2 separate regions of the Homo sapiens genome follow, and region 2 is linked to region 1. Evidence: chromatin loops called from intact Hi-C (ENCODE). Cell type or tissue: heart right ventricle. All regions are shown on one strand. Each heading gives the region's core, and the rest is flanking DNA. Links, peaks and the distances in the headings are about the cores only. Region 1 holds the start of SUNO1 (S-phase upregulated non-coding 1). Region 2 overlaps KCTD15 (potassium channel tetramerization domain containing 15).

Region 1 (8,325 bases), core at 90-8,089:
GCTGGGATTACAGGCATCTGCTACCATGCCCAGCTAATTTTTGTGTTTTTTAGTAGAGATGGGGTTTCATCATGTTGGCCAGGCTGGTCTTGAACTCCTGACCTCAGGTGATCCACCCTCTTCAACCTCCCAAAGTGCTGGGATTACAAGCGTGAGCCATAGCGCCTGGCCTTCTTCATTATTTTCTAATCTCAAGTGTGAGCTCCATCATTTCAGGAGCTCAAGAAAACAAAAGGTCCTCAATATCATTTGCTGAAGGGACACATGAGAAGGGGTATCTGCAAAGTGCACTGAGTCTCCATTGTCCTGAGCCCCAGCCCAGGCAATTCAGCCAGACTCCAATAGCAGTTCAAAAGTTTCAGAACACTCTGAAAAAACAATTTAAACATGATATGAAATATAGAGAATAACAGAATGACCCACCATGTACACATTACTAATGCCCCATCATTTTCCCATCTATATCTTCACACACTTCCCTTGCCCCATCTAAAACTACTTACACACAAATCCCAGATATCCTATCATTCCCTCTAAATATTTTATCCTGTATTTTCAGAAGATAATTTTAAAAATACCACCATAATATTACCGTTTCTAAAAAATTTAAGAAGACTTTTAAAATATCAAATATCCCATCAGTATTGAAATTCACAAGTGTCCTAAAAACGTTAGTTTTTTTTTCTTTTTATCATTTGTTTGATTCAGAATCTAAATGTGATTATTTTCCTTGCAATTCATTATTGAAGAACTGGGTCGTTTATCCTGCGGTTTTACAAGAGCTGGATTGTTTTGATTATGTCCCCATAGTGCTGTTTAACATGTTCCCCTGCAGTTTTCATTTCATGTAAATTAGTACAGGAGTCCCCCCCCATCCTCCAGGATATATTCCAAGACCCCCAGTGGCTGCCTGAAATCATGGACAATAGCAAACCCTACATACTGTAGAGTATGTTTCTTCATATATATATATATATATATGAATGATAAAGTTTAATTTATAAACTAGGCACAGTAAAAGATTAACAACAGTAACTAGGCACAGCAAGAGATTAACAGCAATAACTAATAATAAAATAGAACAATTACAACAATGCACTGTAATAAGAGTTACGTGAATGTGGATGTAGTAACCCAGACGGGTATTGAGTGACTAATGGGCAGGTGGTATGGACAGTGTAGATACACAAGGGGATGATCGCATCAGGGTGGTGGAGTGGCTTCGTTGTCTGGGGTAAATACTTGAGGTTCATTGCCTCATACCAAGGAAATCAAGGATCCAGATGTATGTGAAATGAGGTTAACAGCGGAGGTTTAATAGGCAAAAGAAAGAGAAAAGAGAATAGCACTCTCTCCCACAAGAGACGGGGCGGGGGGGAAGGGGCGGGGCGGGGAGGGGCGGGGCGGGGCGGGGGGCCGGCCGGCAGCCCTGGAGGAGTGCACTGGATTTCATAGATAAGCTTGAGGAGGCGGTGTCCGATTTACATCGGGCCCAAAGATTGGTTGGACTAGGTGTGATGTTTACATAACTCGCAGGGAAGCCGGCTACCCCACCCTAATCTTTTTTTTTATTTTAGACAGAGTCTTGCTGTGTTGCCCAGGCTGGAGCGCAGTGGCGCAGTCTTGGCTCACTGCAACCTCCCAGGTTCAAGCAATTCTCCGGCCTCAGCCTCCCAGGTAGCTGGGATTACAGGCGACCACCACTAGGCCTGGCTAATTTTTGTATTTTTAATAGAGACGGGGTTTCACCACGTTGGCCAAGCTTGTCTTGAACTCCTGAATGCAGGCGACACCTCCTCCCCCGGCCCTCAGCTTCCCAAAGTGCTGGGATTATAGGCTTGAGCCACCTCGCCCAGCCCACCCCACCCTAATCTTATTATGTAAATGGGGTCTTTGCTTGGCCGGGGTTATGTTGCCTGCTCCTTGGTGTACACATGTCTGGCAAAGAGAAGGGAAGATTGAGCCGCCTTTTTGAACATGCCTAGTCCCAGGTAGCCTTTTCCTATTGGCACAGCTGCTGGCATTCACCCGTGCAAGCTTCTAGCTTGCTTGTCTATGTCTGCAGCTCGATTTTACAGGCTGCTCTTTGTTAGAAAAGAAAATGATTTGGGGGCTGCTTTCCATTAAAAGGAAAACCTTACCAAGGACTTCCTTACCCTCACTATCTGCCTAAATCATTTCTTCTTAACTCCCCTATCAGTGGGACAGAGCGGGCCAGCAGGAGATTTCATTGTGCTATTCAGAATGGCACGAAATTTAAAACTTACAAATTTTTTTTCTGTAATTTTCCATTTACTATTTTTAGACTGCGGTTGACTTGGGTAACTGAAATCAAAGCAAGACGGTGGGTAGGGGGGACCACTGTGGTTGATCTCAGTGGTCTAGACACCTTTTGGGACCCCTCAGAGCTCCATATATCAAACCTGAATCTGATCATTCATGGGGGTTCAGTGGGGCCCCAAGAGATGTCTAGACCACCTCATAGTTGATGCTGAGTTTTTTTATTTCAAGGCATATAATGTGGGGAAATGGAGTGATCTCTTTTTCTGATGTCAGCAGCCACTGCTAATCGTGCCTACATCCATTCATTCATCAGGGATGCAAAATAGTGATATTCTGTCTATTGATTCTTCCTCACTTAATAGCTGGAAATACTTTAGGAGAAATACCCATCTCAGATACCGTGTGGCCACCAAAGCCCAATTTTAACACAATTGTAACCAAGACAATGCTTTCTCTCCTTACAGTCCTCTGCAGGAGGTTGAGCGACTTTAAGCAAACCTTTTTTTTTTTTTTTTTGAGATAGAGTTTTGCTGCTGTAGCCCAGGCTGGAGTGCAATGGTGTGATGTCGGCTCACTACAACATCTGCCTCCAGCGTTCAAGCGATTCTCCTGCCTCAGCCTCCTATGTAGCTGGGATTACAGGCACGTGCCACTAAGCCCAGCTAATTTTTTGTATTTTTAGTAGAGACAGGGTTTCACCATGTTGGCCATGCTGGTCTTGAACACCTGACCTCAGGTCATCCGCCCACCTCGGCCTCCCAGAGTGCTGGGGTTACAGGCATGAGTCACTATTTATTTTCTAGCCAAGAACTGACTGGCAGAGGTGGGCCCGACAGCTGTGGGAAACACATTCTTGCCTGGTTCTCTCCCGGCCAGTCAGCTGAAGCAGAGGCCCTGCCTACCCAGAGATTTTCTCAAAGCAGCACGGCTCCAGGGCCTGCTCTAAAGGTCTGGCCTTTCTCTTTGAAAATGTTTTCTCCTGTAATTAAGGGATTTTCTAACTTGAGCAATAGATTAAAATTCATCAAAATTATATTTTCAGAAAGCCATAAACCTGAAGCTACTAAGGTCTGGCTCCAGGAAATCCTGAATCCAGGAAGGATGCTCAGCGGGACAGAATTGAAGACAATAGTTCATCATCTTTCCTTCCCAGGATCGAGAATATCCCAAGGAAATGCCAAGTAAAAAAGTAAAATCAGCGATTGATTTTGCGTTTGGAGAACTGACCACGTTTCTTGATCAAATGCCGATTGCAAGTCTGAGTCAAGGTTGAGCATATAAAGGAATCCTCCCGGGTACCTCCCCTTGGGGTCTTCACATGATGTGATTTTGAAAAACCAGACTCGGGCGATCAGAGACCTCACTGCGGAGGAAATGAAGGATGCCTCGCTTCCAATACCTGGCTCCCATGAACACTCCCTCGGGTCCCTGCTAGCGCCAGCCTGAGACAGAGAGCGCTTCCTGTCCTGCTGACTGCAGAAGTTAAACGGAATCTCCACTCCCGGATTGAGGAAAGAAAGGCGTCTTCCTGTTGATTTTCGCGAGGCTGCTGACCTTCGCGGCGCCCCGACTGGGCCCACCCCGCGGAGCTGTCGGGGCAGCAGGCGCCCAGGACTTCCTGAATCCCCGGCCCCTCTGGCCTAACCTAGATCTCCCAGGACTCAGGCCTGGGAAAATCACGGCGTCTGCCAGGCCCTCCTCGCAGGCTTTGCAGTTTGCTAACTCGCGGTGCGGCCTTGGGACAGTGCCTCAGTTTCCCCAAGTGTAGTGAAGTAGGGCTGGACCGTGATTCTCAGAATCACCCAAGAAGCTTTTCCAGCATCGCCTGCCAGGGTGTCCCTGGGGACCCACCGGATCGGAGAGGGGGTCGGGGGCGAAAAGCGCCAGGAGGCTGGCAGCCCGGGCTGGAACCCGGGACTCGGGCTCGCCCGCCTCGGCAGCTACTCCACGGTCTGCCTGGCCCCGGAGCTCGCCTTCGGCCTGGGCGGGGTCTTGCGCGTCTCCGGGCCGGTTCCGGGAGGCCGGGCGGGGCGGGGCGGGCCGGGCTGGGTTGTCCCACCGGAAAGACTCGTTTCAGCTGGAGCAGGCGGCGGCCGGGCGGAAACAGACTTGTCGCCCCCGCCTCGGGCACTCCCCGCTCCCCCACCCCACCACCCTCCCCCCCCGCCCTGCGCGGCCCGCCAGGGTCCGGGAATCGCTGGCCTGCAGCTGGGGCAGCCCCGGGTCACCCCCGCCCACGCCTTCCCCGCCCACAGGACGCGCCCCCTAGGCCACACCTGAGCTCGCCCTGCGGTCCCGGGCAGTGACTCCGCCGAGCCTCGGTGGGGGAGGGGACAGGGGAGAGAATAGGGAAGAGGGGCGCGATCTGTGTCTGGGACCCGTTGCCAAGAAACCCGACCCTCGGGCTCTGGCCATCAGCAGCCGCGGTGCAGCTGCCTCCCCCTGCCTCCAGGTCGCCCAGCAGAGCTTTCTAGAGCTGGGTGCTCAGAAGACCCCAGGCGGAGGCAAGAACCTTGGGCCGCGGCTCTGTGGGAAAAGCCCTCGGGGAAGCCAGACGGCGCGCTCCAGCTCCCCATCGCGGGCGTGGGCCCCGGGGTGGAGGCAGTTGGGTCGCGGCCCTGCCACCCCCATGCTGCACGGCCTCGGCCCAGTGCCACCACCTCTGTGGGCCGCCGTTTCAGCCTCCAGATGGGGTGGCGGCGGGCCCCAGCCCTTGCCCCAAGTCTCTAAGGAAGGGTCTGGCCTGGCCCGCCCAGATCCGAGCTGCTGCGTACGCGCGGGGCTGGGAGCTGCAAAAACGCCCGGGGCCCAGGGTGAGCGGCTGGGCCCTCGGGGGACCCGGCGCGCGCGGGGGCTCCAGCTCCGCCCTGTTGGGGGCCAGAGCAGGAGGGAGGCCGCCCCAGCTTGTTCTGGGCCGCAGCCCTGCCGACCGCACGGGACAGGCGCCGCGTCCTCTCTGGGCCTCCAAGACGCAGACTAGAAGCCCATAGCTGCTGGGAAGATGGGCACCCCAGGTCTCCGCGCACGGCCTTCCCAGGGCCACGGTGAAACATGGATGCGACACTCAGGCACCTTCCCGGCCCCCGGCGAAAACGCAAAGCCTGAGCCCATGATGGGCTCGGAAGCTCTGCGGGATTGAGTCATCAGAGGAATGCTGATCTAGAAGTACAATGGCTGGAAGACACCCGCAGAAACCGCGGGCACTGGAGAGCAAGTGCAGCTTTAATCTCCAGGCGTGATTTAGATGGAAAGCAGCCTGAAGACCAGTTAAGAGAACCGCGAGCAGAGCGCGCTGGACTAGCACCAACAGACGTGAGTTCGAGACCGTCCTGCCCCTTAATCCTGTGTGACCTTGGTCCATTTTTTAAGTCTGTGAGCCTCGCAGTGTTCTCATTCCTGAAAAGAGCCTGCCCCATCTCCGGACTGCAGTGAGAACAAAAGGAGACTATGAACATGACTTTTTGCCACTTTTGAAGCCCCACACTGAGGAAAGATTTTCCTAGCACTTGGGAGATTTTCTTTAGCACCAGCTGCCAAGAATGCTGGGAAGGAGACAGCCCCATCCCAGAAGGAAGACACCTTAAATCAGAACTTTATTTTTCCTCCTATGAAAATACAATCTAATACTGGAGAAGTGTAAAAATTAAGGAGTCATTAGAAGCCATTTGTTGTTGTTGTTGTTGTTATTGTTTTGAGACAGGATCTTACTCTGTCACCCAGGCTGGAGTGAGGTGGCACGATCATTGCTCACTGTAGCCTCCAACTCCTGGACTCAAACAATCCTCCCTTCTCGGCCTCCCAAGTACCTGGGACGAGAGGTGCACTGGGCGTGGTAGCACACATCTGTAGTCCCAGGTACTTTAGAAGCCGAGAAGGGAGGTCTCACTATTTTGCCCAGGCTGGTCTCCAACTCCTGGGATCAAGCCATCCTCTTGCCTCGGCTTCCCAAAGTGTTGGGATTATAGGTGTGAGCCACCACTCCCAGCCTGTTGTTTTAACTTTCTATCAAAGAAATGGATGGAGGGTGGACAGGGATGCTGGGTGCTTTAGATTAGACTTGAAAGAGTTAACAGCATAGGTTACAGAATCACACATACCCGAATTGGAATCTCATCTTGACCCTTTACTACCACTGTTTCGTTATGTTAGTGACTTAACCTCTCTGTGCTTCAGTTTCTTCATCTGTAAAATGAAGAAAATGGCACCAACCTGTGGGGTTGTTGAGAAGATGAAATGCAATAGTGAATGTAAAAGTGCCTGACAGGACCCAGCACGTGGTAATACATAATAAATGCTAGCTAGTTTTGGTTTCCATCCTTCCTTCCTACCAATTTTTATTGTAAAATATTTTTAAACATGCGGAAGAGTTGAAAGAATCATACAGTGAACACCCACGCATGTTCCACCTAGCTTCTGCATTAACATTTTTACTCTATTTGCTCTATCACATATCTGTCCATCTAGCTTTCTTTCCCTCTATCCATATATCAATCCATCTGTTCTGGTTACTACTGTTATGTAACAAATTCCTCAAAACTTCGTGACTTGAAAAAAACAGCCATTTTTGTCATGCTCATGGATTTCATGAGTTAGAAATTCAGACAGATTGGCTTGTTGCTGCTCTAGGACGTCTGGGGTCTCAGCTCGGAGGACTTGATGCCTGCAGGCTGGAATCGTCCTGAGGCATCTTCACGCACATGTCTGGGGGTTGCCAGCATCGTGCCTGCGTGTGATCTCATCATGAAGCTCAGACTTCCTCCCAGCATGGTAGCCTCAAGGTAGCTGAACTTCTCCCAGGGCGGCTCAGAGCTCCGAGAGTGTGTTCTGGCAAACAAGGCAGAAGTTGCAGTGCCTTTATAACCCAGCCTTGCAAGTTACATAGCATTGCTTCCTGTTGGTCAAAGCAGCCATAGATTCAAATAGGGGAGAATTAGGTTCCACCTCTTGCTGGTGATGTGGGAGGCTCATTTTGTAGATCTGTGGCACAGGAACTGTTGTGGCCATCTTTGGAGATGCCACATTTACCCCTTTGGTCACAATAATGCTTGTGCAATATGCACAAATTCTCATTCCATGAAATCATCAGGCTCAGAGTCCAAGATTCCTTTTTATTGTTGTTGTTGGCTTTTGTTTTTTAGAGATAGGGTCTTGCTCTGTTGTCCAGATTGGAGTGCAGTGGTGCCATCATAGCTCATTTGAGCCTGCAACTTCTGCTCCAGTGATCCTCCCACCTCAGCCTCCTGAATAGCTGGGACTGCACACATGCACCACCACACCCATCTAATTTGGTTTTTATTTTGCAGAGACAGGGGTCTCGCTATGTTGCCCGGGCTGGTTTTGAACATCTGGCCTCAAGCAACCTTCCCACCTTGACCTCCCAAAGTGCTGGGACTACAGATGTGAGCCAATAAACCACTTCAAAATAAACCTTTCTTGTCCGGGCGAGGTAGCTCACACTTGTAATCCCAGCACACCAGGAGGCCGAGGTGGGTGGATTACCTGAGGTTGAGCAACAAGGAGAAACCACGTCTGCACTAAAAATACAAAAATTAGCTGGGTGTGGTGGTGTGCGCCTGTAATCGCAGCTACTTGGGAGGCTGAAGCAGGAGAATCACTTGAACCTAGGAGGCAGAGTTTGCAATGAGCTGAGATCACGCCACTGCACTCCAGCCTGGGCAACAGAGCGAGACTCTGTCTCAAAAAAAACCCAAAAACTAAAATAAGCCTTTCTCTCTTTTGGGTTCCCCATGAAATTGCTGTGGGACAATGCCCTTAAGATTCCTAGAAGTTGGTTGGGCGCAGTGGCTCACGCTTGTAATCCCAGCACTTTGGGAGGCTGAGGTGGGTGGATCACCTGAGGTCAGGAGTTTGAGACCAACCCGGCCAACATGGTGAAACCCTGTCTCTACTGAAAATACAAAGAATTAGCTGGGCATCGGGGCAGATGCCTGTAATCCCAGTTACTCAGGAGGCTGAGGCAGGAGAATTGCTTGAACCTGGGAGGCAGAGGTTGCAGTGAACTGAGATCCCAGGCTATGCACT
Region 2 (8,325 bases), core at 251-8,250, 88 kb before region 1:
CTGACAAGGACCAATGCTTCTTTATCTGGTGCTCAGTTCTCAGTCAGACGTGCAGCATGGCTGCAGGGTGGACCAGCTGCCTGGCATTCAGGCCCAGATGCCTGCAGGGCTGGGGCTCTCGGGACAGATGCAGGGATGTGTGCTGCAGGGCTGCTGGGAGGAGAGTGGTGGGGGCCTGAGGGCTGAGTGATTCTGTAACCACCTGAGACCTTCACGTTTGCTGCCGTTGGGGGCTCAGGCTGCACTCCCCGGGTCACCTGACCTGCTGCCCAGGGGCTTCCAGTCCTGTCTGTGTGGACTGGCACCTGGGCTGCTGGAGAAGTCTCCTCCCGTTCGGACCAGCCTCAGGGCTGCACGTTACCTCAGGAATGGGCCCCACCATGAAGGGGCCCATCTGTCAGCAGCGTCTTCTAGGTCCCCAGCTCAGGGAGCCATCCCCAGCTCCAGTTTTCTCATGCGAATATGCACAGTTTTAATTCACGTTGTTACACTAGCCTGCCGATGAGACCCAGACACAGGCAGACCTGGCGCTCTTGACCCCTGATTCCAGTGAGGACTGGCCCTGAGGAGTCCTTGCAGACCTGCTGCCTCCCCCACGACAGGCCCAAAGATGGACCCCCCCTGGCCTTGTGACAGCTCCCCAAGTGTTCTCCGGTGGAGAAACTGCAGAGGACTGGTGGGCGGGGCTCCCCAGCCATCACCATCCTGTGTACAATGGCTGTAGACTTGTATATGGCTCCTTTAATATTGTAAAGATGCTGATGTACAATTGTCGTGCATTTGTGTGAACACATTGCGTTCCCAGTCCATGCCATAAATGATGCTCTCAAGCAAAAGACTGGAGGCTCTGTCCTGTGCAGAAGCAGCAGCCAGACTCCCGCATTCGATGTTGTGCAGGGAGGTTTGGGGGCGGAACGGATTCCTCCCTTGGATCCTTCAGTTCCCATCGAGGAATAACCCGCAGCAGTGGTGGAGGAAGGTCAGTGGCTGGGTCCTGAGCTTGGTGTTATTTATTGCATTTGGGTGCCTGTCCCCTCAGGGCAGCACAGATTCTGAATTCTGATTCACAGTCCCTAGCCAGATGGGAACTGGGAAAGAGACAGAAGGCGTCTGGGTGCTTTTGAACCCTGTCTCAAATGTTTGGGATTTTCTCTCTCACTATTCTTTGGTTGGGGATGATGTCCTCTTTAGACCCCCACGTAATGGTATGAGAAGGTGGCAGGCAGTGGCTCAGCCAGCCAGGGGGCACCAAGTCATGCAGCCAGCGTGAGACCTGCAGTTCACCTAAGCACAGAACGAGATCTCAGTATGCCTCCATGTAAACAGATTCACATAGGCCTCCAATTTCAATGAGACCTTTTGCATTTTTTCTCAAAGCCCTTATGTTCTAACCCATGAGAACCATTTTACCTGCCCTCTAAGGGCCACCAGCTTCGACCTGCCTCAGGGGACAGCAGCACAGACCAGTGGCTCCCTGTCCAAGGCCGCAGAGCAGACGCCATCCCACTGTACAATCGAATTTGCTGGACAAACTTGATAGGTTTCTCTGCTTAGCAACGAGCCTATAGTTAGTTGGCACATCTGCGTTTTGGCATCTGAGGCTCCCATCTGAGTGGAGGAGAAAGTGTTGTGTTTATTAGCAGGAAGTCTTGTGAAAACAGCTCGCTGCTGTGTATGTTTATGGATTTTTCTGATATAACAGCCAGCATGGTTACCGAGTGGTAGAGATTCTCGAACATTCTCAAACTCTCTTTTTGGGTAAATGATTGTGCTAAAAATAAAATTTATTAATAAAGAAGGGGAAAAAGGAGTAACTCTACCTGACTAAATGTTACTCTAATTTATTTATTTCTTTACTAATTAAGTAAAACCAGGAAGTATGATTTTACATCAACCAGAGAATTTCTGAATTTATAGGGAAACACTATGTCCCCATAATGATGCTATAATTCTAATATATCTAGTCCCCATAAACAGTAAGTACAAATTATCATTCCTTTAAAGCATTTTTACACTTCCTGGAATGAGTATATTATCAGCAATCTTTTGTCAAATGCCAGCCGTATAAATGTTACTTCTGCTCTTTGTAAACCTCAAAACTCATTATTCTTGATTATAAGCAACTGGACAGAACCATGCCAAAGCTTCCCCGTTTCCCACCAAACCCCTGCCAGTGAGTGCAGAGAACTCGCAAAGCCACAGCAGGCGGTCTCAGCCACCGTCCCGCTCACAGGGGCCCAATGCCAGGTCACAACACTAAGAATATCTTTCAAAAAATGTGTCTTTTTTTTTTTTTTTTTTAAAGCTACTGCTTGACTGTTCCTTAGAATAAATAAAGGATATTTTATAAATTACAGCTCTAGCCCTTGGTTTGTAATTCACGGAAGCAGCCACAATCAGGTACTCCAGCATTGGTCCTCGGGAACCACCACTCCCCACACTTGGGACCTGGTGTGGCTACTGAGTAGGACCTTAACATCCCAAGTCCCAAATCCCAAAGCTTCCTGATTTGAGGACTGACCAGAGAGCAGCAGCGTTGTCTCTAGGCGCTCAGTGCACATGCTGTTGGCAGATCTGGCGGGGAAAATGGTGCAGGCATGGCCTCCCTTTACCTCTCCAGACCCCCAAGCCTGGACTCAAGTGTTCAGGCTGTGATGAGCATGTTGCACTACGTTGGTGTTGCATACATGTATATCTGTGGACCAAACCACTAACATTCAAAAGAAGGAAAGTGGGCGGGTCACAGTGACTCATGCCTGTAATCCCAACACTTTGGGAGGCTGAGGCGGGTGGATTGCTCCAGCACAGGAGTTCAAAACGAGCCTGGGCAATTTGGTGAGACCCCATCTCTACAAAAGAATTTAAAAATAAGCCACTCATGGTGGCATGTGCCTATAGTCCCAGCTACTCAGGAGGCTGAGGTGGGAGGATCACTTGAGTTCAGGAGGTTGAGGCTGCAGTGAGCCATGTTCACACCACTGCACTCCAGCCTAGACAACAGAGCAAGCCCCGTCTCAAAATAAATAAAATTAAAAAGAGAAAGCATGGCTGGGTGTGGTGGCTCACACCTGTAATGCCAGCACTTTGGGGCCAAGGTGGGTGGATCCCCTGAGGTCATGAGTTCAAGACCAGCCTGGCCAACATGGCAAAACCCCGTCTCTACTAAAAATACAAAAAAAAAAGGATTAGCTGGGTGTGCTGGCATGTGCCTGTAGTCCCAGCTACTCGGGAGGCTGGGGCACGAGAATCGCTTGAACCCGGGAGGCAGAAGTCGCAGTGAGCCGAGATCGCACCACTGCACTCTAGCCTGGCGACAGAGCGAGGCTCCATCTTAAAATAAAAAAATAATTAATTAAAAAAAAAGGGAAGCACAGATGTGAGAAATGGGGAAACTATATCCATTGAGCCACTGACCAAGATAATATTTAACTTGACTAAGCCTAGCAGAGCCTGCCCACTTCCCCTCCCTAGAGGCCAACCCATGTTCTCGAGGCAATGCTGTCTGCCAAGATGGCCCCATCCCATCAAGCCCTGCCTTCCCTCCTGATTCTCCAGAGACAGGAAAATGGCTGCATTGGCCCTGGAAGATACTCAATTTCTCCTAAGTAGATGACAAGGTGGAAAATACAAAAATGGGAAACTGCCAGGGGATATTCAGTTGGAGGCAGGAAATCTGCCTCAGTTCAAAACAATAGGGAGGTCTAGACAGAGCTAGAGGGACAACTGATGGCCAGAGAAGGCAGCCGCTGGCCTGGATGGAGTCTGACATCTGGGCTGATGTAGCTGTTGTAGGAAGTAGGATGTCACAGGTTGATGGCCATCTCAAGGGGGGTAGGCAATGTGTTTAGCCACAAGGCTCAAGTCAGCCAAGTAATATTGGTCTTGTCACATGTGTGATGAGAATGTGGGTGGCTCTCTTTGCTCACCCCAACCCCGCCCAAAGGAGGAGTTTCCTTGTAGAGAGAGGGCTTGCCCTCACCTGGAGATCAGGGGCTGGCAGCTGTCTTATCTCTGATGGAAGATTTGATGTGGAGTTACCTGCACTGAAGAGTCTGGGTCACTGTATAGGGTAAAAGCCCACATCGTTAACTGCCACAAATTTTAAAATTTTCTACAAATGGATTTGCTTAGAATGAATGGTAAGAAAAGGGTCAGGTGCAGTGGCACACACCTGTAATCCCAGCACTTTGGGAGGCCAAGGTGGGTGGATCATTTTAGGTCAGGAGTTCGAGACCAGCCTGGCCAACATGGTGAAACCCTGTCTCTACTAAAAATACAAAAATTAGCCAGGCATGGCGGTGCGTGCCTGTAGTTCCAGCTACTCGGGAGCCTGAGGCAGGAGAATCGCTTGAACCTGGGAGGCAGAGGTTGCAGTGAGCCGAAGTCTCACCACTGCACTCCAGCCTGGGTGACAGAGTGAGACTCCTTCTCAAAAACAGGAAAAAAAAATGGTAAGAATAGAAAGATGATATTAATGCATATGTGTCAAAAGCAGCTCCTGCCTTTATTAGTGAGAAGTTTCTCATTAGATCAAATGAAGTTTCTTGTCAGTATCCAGAGAAACCTACAAAGGCATCACAAAGATAAAGCTCTAACGTCCAACATAAAGCCCGAGACAAAAGATGGTCTAGAGCACCTGCTTGGAGGAAGGTCTATCCAGGAACAACTGTATTTAGGTTAAACTGCTAAATTCACCAACTAGGGCAGAGAGGCACAGAAACATTCCCTCCAGAACCCCTTTCCATTAAGAGTTCACTCCTGTCACCACATTCTAGGCAGCCCCGATGTTCTCTGGAGGACCGGTGAGGTAAGGTAATGCTTTGTGGACTAACAGAAAGAAAAAAGTGTTGGTGACAGCTAAGGGCAGCTTCCTGCCAGCACCAAGACTAGCGCTGATGTTCTCTTAGAAGCACCAGAGTTTTCTAAGGTGACCCAAATGGAACACAACCCCAGGGAAGGTTGAAAGTCAGAAAAGAAGAGCGCGTCTCTGCTCTTTCTGGATCTCACAACCAGCGAGTTCTCGCAGCCATGGCCTCTGTAAGCCCAGGGACATTTCTCTGTGAGCTTTCATTGGAAGGGAAACCCCAGCCCCAGAGAAGCCTACCCCGCCACATCCCAGGCTAATCCCTGGATCTGGTTCAGGAGCTCTCTTCCTGCAAGCCCCAAAGCTAGACAAGCAGAGCCCTGCCAGGCCCATGGTGACCTCTGCAGACCTAGGAACTGCAGGCAGAGTTGGGGGCTCGTTCCTGGGGAGGGGCCCACCCCTGAGGTTGTGCATCCAGGAGGGGCCCACCCCTGAGGTTGTGCATCCAGGCATGACTGACTGTTGGTAGCTGTTTACCCTCAGGGAAAGAGAACTTTCTGTGTTTTTATCTCCACCCCCAGTGGAAGGATATGTTGAGTAGAGTTTTTGCTTTTTGAGGAAAAGTCATGATTTGGAAAGGGGCGCTGATGTATCTGTTGAGGCTTTGGATGTTGATTTTTAAAGGGTCCCTGCTTCCCTGCAAAGATCCTTATCTTCACAACCACCCAAGAGCACCACTTATTGGTGGCCAGCATATGCCAAGCACTGCAGGTGCTTGGGAGGGCAAGATAGCTCATGAGGCTTGGAGCAGACATTTGTTTATGCACAGGAATTGTTCACTTTTTTTCTTCTCCTTTTTTTTTTTTTTTGTGAGACAGGGTCTCACTCCGTTGCCCAGGCTGGAGTGCAGTGGTGCAGTCTTGGCTTACTGCAACCTCTGCCTCCTGGGTTCAAGCGATTCTTGTGCCTCAGTCTCCCGAGTAGCTGGGATTACAGGTGTGCACCACCACGCCCAGCTAATTACTGTATTTTTAGTAGAGGCGGGGTTTTGCTTTGTTGGCCAGGCTGGTCTTGAACTCCTGGCCTCAAGTGATCCTCCCACCTTGGCCTCCCAAAATGCTGGGATTACAGGTGTGAGCCATTGCGCCCAGCCAGGAATTGTTTACTTTCAATTGTGTACTTGAAGCTCTGTAAATTTAACAGGAAGAGAGACCACATTGCAGTTTTCCACTTCGTCATGACACTGAACATGGATTACCCCAAATGCATTGATTTGCATGTAGAGAGAACCACCTCTCAGGCCTCAAGACTAGCGTCTCCATAGCAAAGGAAGCTTCTGTGAAATTCTAATGAGAGACCCAGAGAAAGAGGCAGGCACACTCCCGGGGACACACAAAGGAGAGGGGTTAGGGGTCAGCTGCATTTGGGGTTTTGTCTTTATTTCCATTACACAGAACAGCCAGTCCCGACAGCGCCCAGGCCCCACAGGACAATGCTGTTCCTGGACCCGGAGCCATGGCCGTGGAATAAGAGCTAGGTCTTCAGGGCCTCCTCCTAGGATCCTTCTTAACACAGAAATCACAAACCAGGCCAAAGTCTTAAAAAGCAGAGCCTGGGAGGGGCAGGGACGCCCAAGCCACGCTGGGGCCCGGGAGGCCTCCCGTCCTGCCCGCGGGAGAACCCAGGCCGCGCATCCCTGGCTGGACGGCGTCACCAGCCGTAGCTGGGCCAGGCCTGCTGCTCAAAGCCCGTGTCTAGGATGTCACCAGAGCTCCCTTTTCTGTGTCCTGGACCCGGTTCAGGGCCCCCGAGGAAGCTGCGGTTTGGGGCGAGCCGATTGCACCAGCAGGGCCGGGCTGCTGCTCCCGGGGCTGACGCGGGCCACGCCCTCCTGGACGCGGACACACCCCCATTTCCCCGGGCCCACAGAGCCACGCCTGGCCCTGCAGCCAAACAGCGGGAAGGCAGATTGGTACGAGTAGGTACAAGGCCCTGGAATTCTCGCCCGGTTGCCACACACTGCACGGAGCATAATTGGGGGAGGTTGTGCAACTGCCCGGGAAGCCGGGGCTCGCAACGAGGGCTCTCTCCAAGTCCCCATCACAGGCCTCCGGGGAGCCTCGGGACAGAGCCTGACGCCACCTTCGGGTGACATCGATGGCCTCGCTCTGGCAGAGGAGTAGTGTGGCTCTGCCGAGAACTGGGGAGCCCGGGTCCCCGCAGGGCCAAGGGGAGGGAGGGCTGGCGGAAGGGGCCGCGCCCACAGCCCCAGGTGGCAGCAGCGGCGGTGGCGGTCCCGACTGGCAGAGCCTAACGAGAACAGGGCCTATCCCCAGGGGCCCCGGGCTGGACGCAGACCAGATCTCGCGGGGGTGGGCTGGGAGGCGCCCGCCAGAGGCCGGAGGCTGACAGTGCCTTTCCTATCCTATGGGTCTATTGTGGGCCCGCGGAGCCCCCATGGGTGGGTCCATCCCCGGGCCCAGTGAGTCACTTCCCCAGGCCCCGGAGGCCTTCGTGGAAGGTGCCTCCCTTTCCGGCAAAGCATCCTTTGTTCTCCTGCTGGCTTTGCTTCCCAATCCTCTCTGAGTTGCAACCTTGAGGGTTTTAGGGGCACCAAGCTCCCAGGAGCACAGAGGTGGGCTTGGGTGCCACCTGGAGAGCGGGCTGCAGAAGGCTGCAGCTGCTTTTTTGCTTCCTCAGTTCCCTGCCCTCTCAAGGCCCAGGCTCTCCCACCTCCCCAGACGTCTGGGGAAACCCACACTGCCCTGCATAGGTTGTGGTGTGCAGCCTCCGGACTGCAGATCCTGAACGCGCATCAGGAGGGAGGGAGGGAGGTTTCGATGCTCTCGCCCTGGCCAGCACCGCTCTGAGTTGCTGAACTGGCCTCAAGGCTTCTCTTGCATCAGGGAGAGGCTTCCGGCACCACCACTGGCACTCCTCCTTCTCCCTCCCTTTAGCCTCCCCCAGTTCCCATGCCCAGGTGGAGGAACCCGTGTAGAAGCCCAGCCCAGGGAGGGAATTCATCAAAGCACCTTCCCACACAGCCTCTAGTTTGCCTCCTCTCCACTCCCACCTTCCAGCCCCAGCCTGGCTAGCCACGTGGGGGGCTCCTGTGCCAAGGAGTGCCCAGCTGCCGGGTGAGTGAGCAGCCCTGCACAGAAGGCAGCTGACTACCATACACACTACATGTGTGGAGAGCACCAGCCTTGCAGCCTGGCGAGGCTCTTGCTTTGAAGAAATAGAAGACTAATTATTTTATTTATTTATTTATTTATTTATTTATTTATTTATTTATTTATTTTTGAGATGGAGTCTTGCTCTGCCACCCAGGCTGGAGTGCATTGGTGTGATCTTGGCTCACTGCAACCTCCACCTCCCAGGTTCAAGTGATTCTCCTGCCTCAGCCTCCCGAGTAGCTGGGATTACAGGCGCCCACAACCACGCCTAGTTAATTTTTGTGTTTTTAGTATATGTGCTGCTGAAGTGAGCATGAATTTTTGTGTTTTTAGTACAGATGGGGT

What was found. Hi-C counts contacts between places; a loop is a spot of excess contacts. Peaks named below come from ENCODE experiments on the same cell type or tissue, not always from the same donor. Only the 100,000 strongest peaks of a DNase experiment are listed, where the experiment ranks them.
Region 2: a loop joins it to region 1, with 17 times the contacts of the local background. A loop is called at or near these places in 13 of 110 quality-filtered maps.

Annotation. Positions count from the first base shown.
Region 1 is chr19:33,901,797-33,910,121 of GRCh38, forward strand. SUNO1 (S-phase upregulated non-coding 1) reads left to right here and starts at 3,103. Exons shown (of 2, transcript NR_186328.1): 1 at 3,103-3,231; 2 at 3,326-6,597. In heart right ventricle, for the core only: no CTCF peak of the experiment used is centred there; a DNase peak (open chromatin) is centred at 4,295; H3K4me3 peaks cover 2,343 bases; H3K27ac peaks cover 3,389 bases; H3K27me3 peaks cover 4,730 bases.
Region 2 is chr19:33,813,408-33,821,732 of GRCh38, forward strand. KCTD15 (potassium channel tetramerization domain containing 15) reads left to right here. Exons shown (of 7, transcript NM_001129994.2): 7 at 1-2,354. Among named protein-coding and RNA genes, the nearest start is that of KCTD15, 21 kb to the left of the region's middle. RefSeq lists enhancers at 6,849-7,048, 6,927-7,921. In heart right ventricle, for the core only: CTCF peaks have their summits at 6,958 and 7,157; DNase peaks (open chromatin) are centred at 6,704 and 7,174; H3K4me3 peaks cover 2,065 bases; H3K27ac peaks cover 5,443 bases.